2 separate regions of the Mus musculus genome follow, and region 2 is linked to region 1. The links are chromatin contacts, found by Hi-C or POLR2A ChIA-PET in ENCODE. All regions are on one chromosome and are shown on one strand. Each heading gives the region's core, a stretch centred on a gene start or an enhancer-like site at or near the end of the contact. The rest is flanking DNA. Distances are from core to core; before and after follow the strand shown. Region 1 overlaps B4galt1 (UDP-Gal:betaGlcNAc beta 1,4- galactosyltransferase, polypeptide 1). Region 2 holds the start of B4galt1 (UDP-Gal:betaGlcNAc beta 1,4- galactosyltransferase, polypeptide 1).

Region 1 (6,821 bases), core at 2,902-5,401:
CCATGAACATGCACTTGGGGAGGGGGGCGCACAGCCCATAAACAGAATAAGTACACAGTTCCTTCAATTCAGAGAGGACTCTGGCTGTCTGGACCACATTCAGAACTAGTCAGACAATTTCCCAAGTAACCTGAACAACATGCTCGCTCCTAGGCCTCTTCTCTAAGTAGTGCCATCTACATGAACCAGGAAGGAGGAAAGTATGTGGTATCAGCTCCCGGATGTGCTGAGGCCCTGCAGGAACTTGAAATGGGAAGACAGACAAAATGTACCTTCCTCTTCTCTCCTTGAGACTGTAGAAAGTGAAATTATTTTCTGGTTTCTTTGGGTGAAATGCTTTCCTTTCTTGGCCAGAAAGACAGCATGCAAAGCCAATTATGTTTTTCTAAGATGTTCTCAACCTCCTTAGAGACAGAAGTCACCCTCCTCCCACGACTCCTTCCCACCATCACGACCTACTGCTTCACTCAATTAAGTGCAAATTTATCAAGCACCTAGTGCCAGACCAGGCCAAATACACAACTGAGACAAAACAGATACTTTCATCCCAGTTTCTCCACTTACTAGATAAGTGAATGGATGATTATTCTTCTGGCCTCAGTTTCCTGCTTTGTCACAAGAGTGCACAAAAGGCCTTTGTACCCTACCTAGTAACAATTCAGCTACTACCATGATTATGCAGACTGTTCGTCCATCTGGGGCTATCAGACTATCAGGCTAGAGTCCTGTGGCCACGTTTCCTGACGCTCCGGGCGACTCCACCTTCTTTAGCATTTGCTTGTGGTCTTTTTTACCAGCTTCAAGAGTCCCCCTCAATTCCTGCTGCTCTGACAGACAGGGCATTTCTAAACAGGATTAGGCTTAAGGGAATTAGCCTGTGACTCACATGATTAAGCCTCCAGCTGCAGAAGAAAGTGCGAGACCTGAGACCTTTCGAGAGCGAGGTAGAGGGTGGGAATGCCCAGTGCGAAGTCTGGGGAGGAGACACTTCACACTGAGGCACATTCCTCTGTAAAAACACGACTCAGCTTTTTTGTTCTTTTTTTTTACTTTGGTTTGGGTCGGTTTGGGGTTCTGTCTGCTTTGGTATTGAGACAAGATCTCACTGTGTACACTAGGCTGGCCTCAAAAATCAGAGACTGACTATTGGGAGTGAAGGCATGTACCGCCTTGGCCAGCATGATCCAGGTTTTAAAAGTGGCCTTCTCACATTGCACACTGGCAGACAAGATTTAGAGTTAGCCTTTCCTCATTTGAGGGGGAAAAACAGGCAGAAAGAAGAAAAGCCCCCAAATTGCTAAAACCTCTAAATGACTGAGAATGCAGATGAGAGAAGAGACACTGGGCTGGGGAGGAGGCATCATGTGGGAAGAGATCTGTAAAAAAACGATGAGGAAAAAGAAACACTTTAGAAACAAGAATTCAACACAGCTGTAGAGGTGGGCCCTCTAGGCCAAAGGGAGTCTTACACTCTGTTTTGCATGTCTAGAGGGATTTGTCTCTCAGTCTAGGAAAAGACAGGGAGACCAGTTCAATTAGAAAAACGGTTGTATAAAACAGTTCATATAAAACAGGCAAGCCTAGGAAGGAATGGTGGGTAAAATTTTAATTCCTCCTTAAAGGAAGAATTCAAGCCAGAGTTCCTCATGCCCACCTGGCCCTAAGCATGTGTCCTCATGAGAGCCTTTTGGGTGAGGGGGACAGAACAGGTCCCAGAGTCTCGTCTAGTCTCCAGGGAAACCCTGAGTCTGAGAAGCTAAGAAGGACAAAAGTGGCTTCCTTTGATTGCAACCAAGGCCAGAGGACCAGCTAAAGAAAGTCATGTTTCACCCTGTCCAAGTCTCAACAGCCTCTGTCCAACCATTCTGCCTTCCAGGGACGCAGGCCTACACTGTCATCAGCAGACAGATCCTGAGACCCAGATGGCCTGAGGACACACCAGCAATAGGCAGCTCAACAACAAGGTTGCTCCCAGGATTCTCTATGAATCAGAATATCTGTGATGGGAGAGATTAGGTTGTCGTACCCTCATCAAAAAGCCACTCCTACTCACAGTACCTTCAAATCCAGGGGCAGGTCTGTAGCCAATTGCAGTTGCTGACCATGCCCCAAGTATCTTTCTGTGCCTCCGAAGATGCTAAGACCTCGGCTGAGTGAGTTGTGAGACAGCTAGGAGCGAGCGCTCAGAGCTGAGGTCAGGAGCTGGGATGATGCAGAATCCGTGGCAGGTTAATATCTACTCTTCTTTCAGTTCCTAGCAGCTGGGTTCTAGTTTTTATGCATAATAAGTTGGTGGCTTTGGGCTTAGACACAGTCCCCAACAGAACTTGAATCTGGGACTTTTAAGTTTTTCGCCACTAAGTAAAAGACACAGGCTCTTCAGAACAAGGGCCCATACTCTTGGGAGGCAATTCTGTTAGCTACAGTAGTCACAAGGGTGAGCACATTTACTTCTGAGAACACAGGCTGGGAGAGCAGCATGTAAGACACAAGCTAAAAACAGAGACTTCTCTTTCAAAAAGCAATTTGTCTACATACTGGTTAATTATAAAGATGTGCAACGTATTTCTTAACATAACAATCCTATGTGTGAAAATCTAGCCTGAGGAAACAATCTTGAATGCAGAAGAAGCCAACACAGCAAACCTGAGCCTTGAGGATGTTTGCTACTGTTTATTTAGGCTTCTAATAAAGAAAAGGATTAATTGTGGTAGAACTCAGTGACCAATTACTATGAAAGCATTGAAGTTATGGATATGGAGACTATGAAACAGCATGGGAAGATGCTAATGATATGACCTGAGGAGAAAGACAAGATATAAACATTTATATACATACACTATGAGTGTGAGCTCTACCGGGGTTTAATCTAAAGCCGGCGAAGTCTCTCGGGTTCTGCATCATCATGAGCTGGCTTCCACTGATCTCGATGTTTTCCCAGCAAGGCCACAGCAGCCCTGTGCTTGCCTGGGAGGCACCACAGCTGGAAGACAGTCACAGGGGCTTATTCACAGCTTCCCCCTGCCAGAGAGGCCTGGCACTGTGTCAGATGTGAGGACATTACCAGAGTGGCAGTGGCAGCAGCGGTGGCGGCGAAGGTGACGGCAGTAGTTAGGATAGCAGCGGTAGGTAAGTCGACTTTTCTTTCTTTAGAGGAGGCAGAGAGGACAGAAGAGAAGGTAGGTGAAAAGTAAGAAGCCACTCATGAATAGGAAGGCGCTCCTCCTTCAGTTTGCTTTGCTACAAACAGGACTGACAAGTAGAGGCAAAAGTCCCCACTAGAAGGGAAAAGAAGGCACACGCAGAAGATATGGGCAAAGGGACCGGCAAGCCTCAGGCTGCGGCAGGACTCACTGGACCACTCTTCCAATAAAGCCAAGTCCAAATACACTGTCACTCCCTTTTTTGTGTAAATGTCTGGAGGTTATTCATTAGCGCTTGAGTACCAGTAAGTGCTACGACACTCCCCAGGAGAAACCACAGATGTGGTCAGACAGGGAGACAGCAGGGCAGAGGGTGGCACTCAGACTGGACTGGCAGACACTTCCACCACTCCCACTCCACCCCCGTATCAGTCATGCCCCAAGGCAAGGGAAGGTCAACCGCTGAGCCCTCTCCCTCCTAAAGTTCCATCCCCCTACACATCCATTGACAGCTGGAAGAGGAAATAGAAGACAGGTGACATAAAGATAATCAAGACAGAAGTCAAGTCCTAAGGGCCAAGAAGCAGCCACCTTCACGGCTCTGCTTTGCCATAACTGATCCTGACCTCCTGGAGGAACTGCTATCTTAGAGCCTAAAATGGTCCTCGGAGGAGGGGCTGGAGACGGCTCAGTGGTGGGGAACACATGTTGCATTTGTAGAGCATCTCTCTGAGTTTGGTTCCCAGTACTCACATTAGGAGGCCAACAATTGCCCATCATAACTCAAGCTCCAGTGGATGCCCTCTTCTAGCCTCTACTGGCACCTACATTCATGTATACACAAGTGTACACACACACACACACACACACACACACACACACACACACACACGTTTTTCAAAAAGTATCTTCAAAACAAAAACAGAACAAAGTCACAGCCAAACAAAGCACCATCTGACCTCCTAGCACAGGCTGGCACTCTCTCTTTCCCAAAGCCTGTCCAGCCAGGTCTGCCTGGAGGTATCACGAGTCACAAAGGCTCCTGGGGGCTTGGCAGCTATTACTAACAAGCTGCTGCCTCTCTCACATGAGCTAACAAGCCTCATGGTACACCAAGTACACATCATGGCGATCAGGACATTCTATCATCACCTAATCCCAGTCCGCCAGTGACCATGATCTGATTGCCTACGCAGCCTACAAAGCAGCCCTCACTAGAGGTCTATGCAAGTCAAAATACAAAGGAACACGAGAGACTGTGCTTTGGGTTTGGGGCTTGCTAGCCCAGGCTAGCCCCGAGCACACTATGTAGTGAGGCTAGTCTCAAACTTGCAATCTTCCTCTTTTTGGACTACAATTAGCGGGTTGAATCACCTATCATGTCTTGACTCAAAAGAGTTTTATGATTATGAGCCAACATGGGGCTAAAGCATATTATATCTTCCCCAAAAAGGAAGACTGCCCTAAGGTTTTATCACAGGCAGCCTATACCCTAGTCAGCAACGCACAGGAACGTCAGGTGAAGGGCCCTGGGGAGGGACTGTGCCAGTTTTAAAAGGGTCATAATATGGCCAAGCTAGGAGAGGAGGCTTTGCTTCCAGCAGGAATGGGCCCAACTAGAGAACCGGGGGCAGAGGGGTCCTGAGTATGGGTATCAATAAATGAGCAGGACTCAAAGAAAGAAACCCCATGTTCCAAACCCTGCAGAGTCCATTCTGGACTGCGGAGGAGATCCACGGTCAGACATGTGGAAGTGAGTCTGGCTAGGAACTAAGGATCAAGGGCCAAAATGAGACACAAAAATGGTAATTGTCCCTTGTACCAAGAGAAGGAGGAGAGGTCACCTCTACTTCAGGGGCTTCACAGAGCTCATGAGGTCAAGGCTTAAATCATATCCAGAAAAAGCCACCGGAGAAGGCCTATGCACAGAGTACAAGGGGGAGGTGACAAGTGTCTGGGTGAGAATGACAGGCTGCTTGCCTGTAGCAAGCTGTGTGAAGGGTGACAAGGAGAAGTGGCTGGAAGTAGGTCAGGACTATTCCCCAGGTGGCATCCCACGATAAGGTTTCAGATCACTCAGGTCCTTGCCTATGGCAGGGGGAAGTTGTTGAAGGCTTTAAGGTAAAGACGTGACACGGACAGAGTCAGAAAGATGAGGACCCAAAGGTGACAGAAGCACTGTGACACTGGGAAAGTTGCCTCTCAGCTGCTGACTCGGGGGCAAAGCACTGCAGTGGCTATGACCGACTGTAATTTTTATGATGGATACTTTCTAAAGCTCCTTACCTCTGCTTTTCTTTCTTCCTTTGTCTTTTTCATTTAAGGCTGGTGCTACCAGGTGGCAGCCTGACTATTACCTGGCTTTCCTGACTGAAGTGTGAGTGACAGAACACACTCCCTGTTTGTTATATGACGCCCTGACATTCATTTCCATACCAAGGTCTACCCCAGGGCTGAATTTAGCCTGATACCTAAGTGTCAGAGTAGGACCCATGACACCAAGTAGGATATGCTGAGACTCTAGCAAGACCTGCATACATATGGCAAGAGGAGAGACAGAACCCCAAAGGACACCCTTGCCCCTCTCTGCAACAATGGGGGAGCACCTCCCACACTCCCCTCCAGAACACTCATGCTGAGCTTTAAGTTTCATAGTGGCTGGAGGGGCCTACACTGAACAAGGTTAACAGCAAGTATAAACCATAGAAACCCAGTGGACTTAGGACACAACCTTCCTCCTAAAAAAGTTTATGAGGCATGACCCCTGAGTCTTCTTGAGAGCCTGTCTTCTGACTCACACCGGCTACTCATTATCTTCTGACCCCATAGAGGCCCTAACAGGTGGGAGGCAAGACCCTGATATTGGTGCTTCATTGGGCTAAAGCAGGAGGCTGGAAGAACAATAAGGAATTTACCAGCAAGGTCCCAGGCAGAGGCAACAGGCAAGAAGGACAGGAAAGAAATAACAGCTAGTGTTTATTAAGTAGTCAAGGGCTTCTGTGGCCTGCCCATGATCACAGACTGGGAAGTGGCTCTCCAGGTTATGGGGCTCACTTACAGCCCTGGATACCAGGCTTTGAGAAACATGCCAGGAAGAGGATACATGGCCTCAAGAAGAGCTGTTGTGGCCCAGTGGGAGGACATTATTGAACTTAGGAATCTTACCTGGGGCTTAGTTGCAACCCAGCGTTATTCATGTGACCAGTTCTTCTCTCTACTTGTCCCTGACTCAGAGCAGAATTTTTTTTATCCCTGCCCTCTGGGGTCTAGGCAAGCTCTAGAGAACAGTGACAGGGTAGTACACTGTTTCTCCTCTTTGCTTCAAGGCTGACACTCAAAGCTAAGGACCCGTGGATGCTAGGCAAGCATTCTACCACTGAGTGACACCCCCAGCTCCTAAAAAAGAGTCCTTTTCTGATACTAAGGTACAAGTGGGGGAGAAAGAGAACGGGGAGTTCCTATCTCAGGGAAAGTAAGGAGGAAGCAGACGGCGGGTAATTTAGGGTTGTTTTCTCCAAAACGTGACTCACAGGACACTCATCACTGGAGATGATTCTTGGAAAATAGCTGTCTAGACTAGCTAAGGAAACACTTCCGGAGGTCACAAGGTGTCAGTACATGGAAGATTCTAGAACAGTGAGATCTGCCTTCCTCACACATTTAGGAACTCCTGTACTA
Region 2 (6,821 bases), core at 2,109-4,608, 35 kb after region 1:
CCACACCCAAAATGCCTGTGCCACAGCCAGTCAAATTTTGTCAAGCTGTGCCAAATATGAGCAGATAAAACCTTCTGGAAAAAGATAAACATTCCGGGAAAGAACCACAAGGCCATGCCTCCTCTCAGCCCGGGCAAACATTCAGAGGGCCAGAAAGGCCGGCTCACTGCTACAGCCAGTAGAGTACACAGTGACAGTTACCTGGAGGCCTGTCACAGGGCTAAAGAAAATGCCTGAAGTAACTAGAGTTCTCTGGGCAAATAGAAGACTTATCAGGCACGGCCAGCTAACCCCTGTAGCCCACAGTGGAGTAAGGAAGGATGGGACAGACAGACAGACAGAGGCTCACACTAGCCCTACAGATGAGAGGAGTGCCCACCATCACTAGGACTGCAAACAATACAGTTTGCCCCGGTTACACATATATTGCCTAAGCACAATTCCAACCTCAGTCTATCTAAAGTCCATTCAAATATTCTGACAAACCCAAAAGCAGATCTAACAGCAACCTATCAGCAGCCGGGTCTGGTCCCTTACCACCTCAAAGTCACCAGCTATCAACTGAAAAAGATCCAAGCATCTGGCTTAGACTGCTGGACACCAGAAAGCAGAGGAAAGTTGGGGAAAGGAACTGTGAGTAGTAAAAAGGCCACCGTGCTAACCCCCTAGGGGTGCTTTCTCCCACCAACCTCAAAACCACGGTCAAGGGCTTTGGCTGACACCTGCCCAGTGGAACAGATGGGCTTGACACTACACACACACACACACACACACACACACACACACACACACACAGAGTCCCAAATACACTTAAAAGTTTTCTTAAGATTCCTTCTGACCAAGAACCGCCCCCCAAAAGCTGCACCTAAGCATTCAAATCTAAGGGCTCAAATTAATAAAAACAAAACAAAACCTAACCTCCTACCCTTGTTTCTGCGATTGTGGTCTCAGCAGAAACCTAGACATCAGTCCCATGCAAGTCACATGAAGGTAGCCAGGCCAGAAGAGGCCTAGGCCTCTGGACTCCACAGTCTAAAGTGATCTCTCTCAGTAAGGTCCTTTTGAGCTGTCTATTTCAGGATGAATTGAGCAACCCACATTACCAAACCAAACTGAACAGAACTATAGTTACCACAGTCCCTCATATTTCAGCAGGAAGAACCTATACTCTGAACAACTATAAACCTGGTTTTCTCTTTGAGATAGGATCTGATGTTTGCTCAGTTTTATAATCAAGGCTTTGGGCAGGCCAGACAAGCCTTCCACCATCTGAGCTATGTCCATGGCTCTGGGGTACTTAACTAATTAATTTGTCTTTTTTCTGCATGATGCTCAGGCAACAACCAAAAATAAAAGCAAAAGGCCCAGACATTCTGTGGTCTGAGGACTCGGTCACTTCCTCCTCTTCTATGTTGTTCAGCGAGCCATCTCCGTGGAAGTCTAAGAAATCGCCACTTCACATCCTCAAACTGTATTGTTGATTACTTGCTGAGTGCCTGCCTACTCTATATACAATCTCAATTAGTCCTAAAAATAGCCCTGTGAGGTAAGCACAGACAAGTCCACTTTATACAACAGGAAGAAACACTATAACATGCTTGAAGTCAGACTAATGTTCTACTTCACTTTCCATAGAACTATTCCTGTTTCCCAAATTAACAACCAAGTCCAAAGTAATTCGATTACTCATGTTTGGCCAATTCCAAGAGGTTCCTCCCAAACTTGATGTGAAAACATTGAAGTAATTATTGGAGACATTGAGCAACAGGCTATAGGAAGGCCTGCTCTGCCAAGGCTTTCCCAGAATGAGACAGAGCTATTAGCACGCTGCCTGCCTGTCTGTCTGTGGGGAGATGGGATTCACTCTGCGAAACATTCTCTAAAACCTGGCACTACCTGTGATCTCCAGTCAAAGTTCTACCCTGGCCAGTCGCCTAGTACTGGGAACACAAACTCATATACTTGCCCCCCTGCCTGGTATCAGCTGGGCAAGTATTTCCAGGAAAGTGCAGCCCCATTGACCGGGTTAATTTTAGCCCTCCAGTCAGTCCCCTGAGTACACAGGCCCTCTGCCCCTGGAGAGGGCCCTGCTCAGTTTGGTTAAGAGGAAGCATCAGGAGGAGGAACTTGGGGTGGGAGACAGAAGGCCCCTTGGTTCAGCACCTACAAACAGGAGGAAATCCCACAATTGTAGCAACTTTCTAAGAGTTCATCCTCATTCTTTAAACTCTTAGTTACAATGTTTCATTTACTTCTTCAAAACAACTCCAAAATACGTGTGGTTTATTATCTCCATTTACCAGAAAGAAACCTTAAAGAGAAAGTTAAGTGGCTTGTTCTAAGGCGGAGTGGAGGGTGGTGGGGAGGGGAGGTGGTTTTCTCACTGTCGGTCTTGTCCTCAGAAGGTTGAAGGTTGCCGGTGTTGCTACTATAGGTAGGGAAGGTTGCAGAGCAGCCTTTTCAGTCTACTCTAAACTGACCCCAACTTCAAACTTCCTGAGTCCTGGGCCAGAACAAGGGTGTCTCCAGGGCCTTGTCTGGTGCTGGGGTAAGAGCCTGGGGGTTTCCCAACAGGGCCCCTGCCTCTTGAGACACCAGCCAACCTCTCTTTGGGTCATCCCAAAGAGGATTAAGCCCTTCTTGGGGATTATGCACTCTGATCAAAACCTGGTGGCTGGCAGTCCTGAAAGAGATCTTAGGATAATATCCCTGGAACCCTACTGAGGAAATCCGAGGAGTCCACGTCCTCAGATCCTGGGTCTTACCGAGCAGCGGGGACTCCTCAGGGCAAGCTGGCAGCGACAACAGTCCAGTGGTGGTGGGCACTGGCAACGAAGACAAGTTGCTCTTCAAGCCGGGGCCAGAAGCTGCACCAGGGCTGGAGTCGAGACCCGGGCGAGGCTTCGGGGAGACGCCTAAAGGAGGCGGCGGCCGCGCACCCCGCGGCCGCTGCTCTCCTGGGGGCTGCTTGCTGGCTGCGGCGCCGTTCGTGCCGCCCTGCAGTGTAGAGGAGACTCCGACCAACTGGGGCAGGCGGCTCAGATCGCGGCCAGAGAGGTAATAGACGAGGGTGACGCCGAGGTGCAGCGCGCAGACGGCCACGAGCAGGCGGCAGGCCCGCTGCAGGGTCGCGCCCGGCATCGCGGCGCTGCCGCCCAGGAACTGCTCACGAAACCTCATCTTCCCGCCGCGGCTTTAAGAGGGGGTGGGCTACGGCTGAGAGGACGGCCCGCCCGCAGGCCGCCCGCCAGGCGCTACCCGACCACAGCGATCGAAGGAGGGGCCGGGGGGAGGGGGCTAGGACCTAGCGCAGCACCGGCCGCCTGCGGCGGAAAGCCGACACCCCTGGCCGCGGGACTTTGGAGAGATCAGCGGGAACCACAAGCGCGGATGAGCAGGGGGCGTGGTCTCGACCTAGGGCGGGGCCTCAACCGGGTTTCGGAAGGCTGTTCGCGGAACCTGGGGGGGCGGAGTCTAAGGGGTGGGGCCGCAAAGCGGGTCTTTTTCGAGAGGGGCGGGGCATGAGGGACAAGGCTCGGAGAGGGGACTGAGGGGCGGAACCTTCAGCCGGGTTTTTCTGGCAGCTAAGGGAGGGCGGAGCTTGGGGGGCAGGCACTAAGGGGCGGGCCCTCGGGAGGTTGGGTTGCAGGGCGTCGCGACACTTGGGGACTAAACGTGGCGCTCCGCCAGCCCCACCGCAGCCTTGGGTTGAGCGGGCATCCCATACCCAGCGGCGCTCAGCTTTTCTTCCTAGCGTTCACCGTGGAGCTTAAGTCTCTCTAAACCAGCTTCTTGTTCAACGAGCTGCTCACCACTTCCTGACGTACCCAGTGACTCGGGTATGGGCCTGGGACAGCAGCTAGTGAGGACAAGAGGACAGGCGGTAGCCTTGGGATAGTGAGAAAATGGAGTGGAGAAAGGTCGTCTAGGAAACCGGCTTCGACGTCCCGCGAGGCCAGCGGACGGATTCTCTGGGGCGTTCCAAAGATCCACTTACCCTAGCTGGGTCCGCCTGCCTGTGAGGGGGCTAAAGTGGAGGAGCTGCTTATTGAGTCCTGCTAGGGAAGTGACCATCTTGCTCTACTCTTACTCCCACATAAGTGTTTGCAGGATTGGGAAACCTCAGGAACCTGCCCAACTTGGTTCTAGGTGCAACATGGCCTCTAGTGCATGCCACATGGAGATGACACATGCTTGTTGGGATGAGACTGGCAGAAAACTGCATTAATTCCTAAGCCTGCGTACAGAACAGCCCGTTGTACACAGCGCTGGAACACAGTCCCCATTTAACAGAATACTGGAATCTAGGCGCGGTCGTGAACACCTGTAATCCCAGACTCTGGTTGCGGAGACAGGAAGAGCCAGAGTTTGGAGCCAGCCCAGACTATGTAGTAAACAAAGATTTCAGTGCCTTGGAGTGAATAAGAATGAATGGCCTGTAAAATCTCACAGCTGATAAGCTGTGGAACTCAGGGCTCCTAAAAACTTTGTCACTGCGCGTTCCTTTACCTAACCTTGTTGATCTGAAAGTGGAAGCTGGAAGATTTAAGCACTTGAAGTCTTGACCCCGAGGCCTCAGACCCATTTATCCTTGAATGTGATGAGAACCTTAAGATGGGGAATGCTAATTCTAGCTACTCCTATGTTTGGAGAGTTTGTTGTTAACCAATATATGCCATGTAATAGGGGTTGTTAACTGTCTCCGATTCATCGATGAGAAAGCAGGCTGAGTGACATTTGGTTGCAATCATAGAAAGTATTTAAAAAAAAAAAAACCACTTGGGAGGCAGGTGCATTTCTGAGTTCGAGGCCAGCCTGTTCTACAGAGTGAGTTCCAGGACAGCCAGGGCTACACAGAAAAAAAACCTGTCTCGAAAAACAAAAGCAAAAACAAACCAAAAAAAAAAAAAAAAAAAGAAAGAAAGAAAAGAAAGTATACTGCTCATCAGGTGACTTCCTGACCGACCCTCTCTGGCCCCTCGCCTCCCTTGGTGAGGTCCTGAGGCTGTGGTCCCTGCGGCTCTTTTATGTCTATGTTCCTTAGGTGTGGTTCTATTATCTATAAGCTGATAACACAAAACTTTGTGGATCCAACCCACATCTCTTCCCTAACCCTCCACCTTCCAGTATCATCTCAGCCAAATGAGTCCCGCACACAGTAATCTAACCCCTCCATCCCACTCCCGTCCTCATCCCCCTCAGAAAGAGGCGTTATTGTTCTTCCAGTTCCCCAACACCAAAACCTGTTCTGGAAAAGACCCATTTGGACTACCCCATAACTCCTGAAAAATCTGCACAACCTACTTGTGGTTTGGTTTGGTTTGGTTTGGTTTGGTTTGGTTTGGTCTGAGATTAGGGTCTCTCTGCATAGCCCAGGGTGGTCTTAAACTTGGCATCTTCCTGCCTCAACCTCACAAATCTGACACTATAAGTAGGCCTCCATTATCATGACCAGGAATATCTGTGAGCATCCCTCTGCCTGCCTGCCTCTTTCTTTCTTTCTTTCTTTCTTTCTTTCTTTCTTTCTTTCTTTCTTTCTTCCTTCCTTCCTTCCTTCCTTCCTTCCTTTCTTTCTTTCTTTCTTTCTTTCTTCCTTCCTCTTCCTCTTCCTCCTCCTCCTCCTTCTTCTTTTCTTTCTTTTCAACAGGAGCTCACCCTAATAGCCTAGGTTAGCCTAACTGGCCTTGAACTCTCAACCTTCTACCTCAGCCTCCCAAGGGCATGGATTGTAGGTATGAGTCGCCACACCTAGATCCCAGAAATGGTTATCTCAGTATATGAAAAGAAAAAGGAAACCTTTATTGCTAAGTCATTGTAGAGGACAAAGTCAAGAATTATCTTCTGAGAGTTGGTCAGGGTAAAGAACAAACTCCACCATCCTATGCTAGCAGGGAAATTTTGCTTGGGAGTGAGCTATGCTGAGGCATGAGCTCCACATCTGAAAAATGAGCAGAGGAAAATGGAGACAAAGCTTTCTAGCTACAGATGATGGCCAGGAGACAGGAGAAGAGTGCTAGGGCCACAGATATATCCCACAACCCTTTCGGCCTGAAATAGGGGCGGGGGCGGGGGGGGGGAATAACACCTGCTGATTGTCTGTTGATTGGGATGACAAAGAACCCATCAAGGACTAAGCCTTTTTTATGCCTGCCAGTTTACATTGCTGTCACACCCCAGTAGATGAGGAGAACAGAGGACAGTACCTGGCACACAGCAGGCAGTTATTTCACAGGTCTATAACTCCCAACTCCCAAGCAGCTTGACAGCAGTTCTCCACCTCGGCTGGCAGTTCTGATTCCCGTAGTAATAACCCGGCACTAGCACAGTTGCAAATTTCAAAACACCTTCACACAGTGCTTCTCCAAGCTCTTGTGTGTGCCCTGGAAATCGGTGCTAGTAGAGGCTGGGAGCTCATAGGGCCCAGCTAGGTTGAGTAATGAGACCTTCCATCTCGACCCCCTCCCCAAAGGCCTTTCCATGTAATGACTTAGCCTGGCAACTGTTCAGGTTTTCCTCACAATGTGGAGAACACGTTCCAAAAAGGTCCCCAAACAGAGGAACATTTCCTAAGACACAGCCTTAAACCACTTCTTTTTAACATTTTTATCACGTGTGTGTGTGTGTGTGTGTGTGTGTGTGTGTGTGTGTGTGCAAACATGTCACAAGTGTTTGAAGTTCACAGTACAACTTTCAGAAGTCAGTTCTCCCACTGTGGGATCTGAGGAGGGAATTCAGATCATTGGGTTGGGATGGGAAGGACTTTTACCTGCTGAGCCACTTTGTTGGTCCCCAAAATATCACTTCTTAGAGAATTCTTTTGA

Evidence for each region. Hi-C counts contacts between places; a loop is a spot of excess contacts on that map. ChIA-PET counts read pairs that join two places held with the same protein, here RNA polymerase II (POLR2A).
Region 2: a map of heart shows a loop between it and region 1 (3-fold over the local background). The contact joins the promoter of B4galt1 here to the enhancer-like site in region 1. A Hi-C loop is called at or near these places in 7 of 37 maps with a recorded cell type or tissue (T-helper 17 cell, gastrocnemius and heart). POLR2A ChIA-PET finds 5 or more read pairs at or near these places in 4 of 5 experiments (Patski and embryonic stem cell).

Annotation. Positions count from the first base shown.
Region 1 is chr4:40,815,105-40,821,925 of GRCm38, forward strand. All of the region lies in intron 2 of B4galt1 (UDP-Gal:betaGlcNAc beta 1,4- galactosyltransferase, polypeptide 1), which reads right to left. Among named protein-coding and RNA genes, the nearest start is that of Mir5123, 32 kb to the right of the region's middle. Within about 2 kb of position 4,152, at least 1 of the 3 ENCODE cell types and tissues checked has a DNase peak (open chromatin) inside an H3K27ac peak, as active enhancers do; it is heart, where a contact is called at or near this core.
Region 2 is chr4:40,850,626-40,857,446 of GRCm38, forward strand. It overlaps B4galt1 (UDP-Gal:betaGlcNAc beta 1,4- galactosyltransferase, polypeptide 1), which reads right to left and starts at 3,359. Exons shown (of 6, transcript NM_022305.5): 1 at 2,766-3,359. The coding sequence starts at 3,180.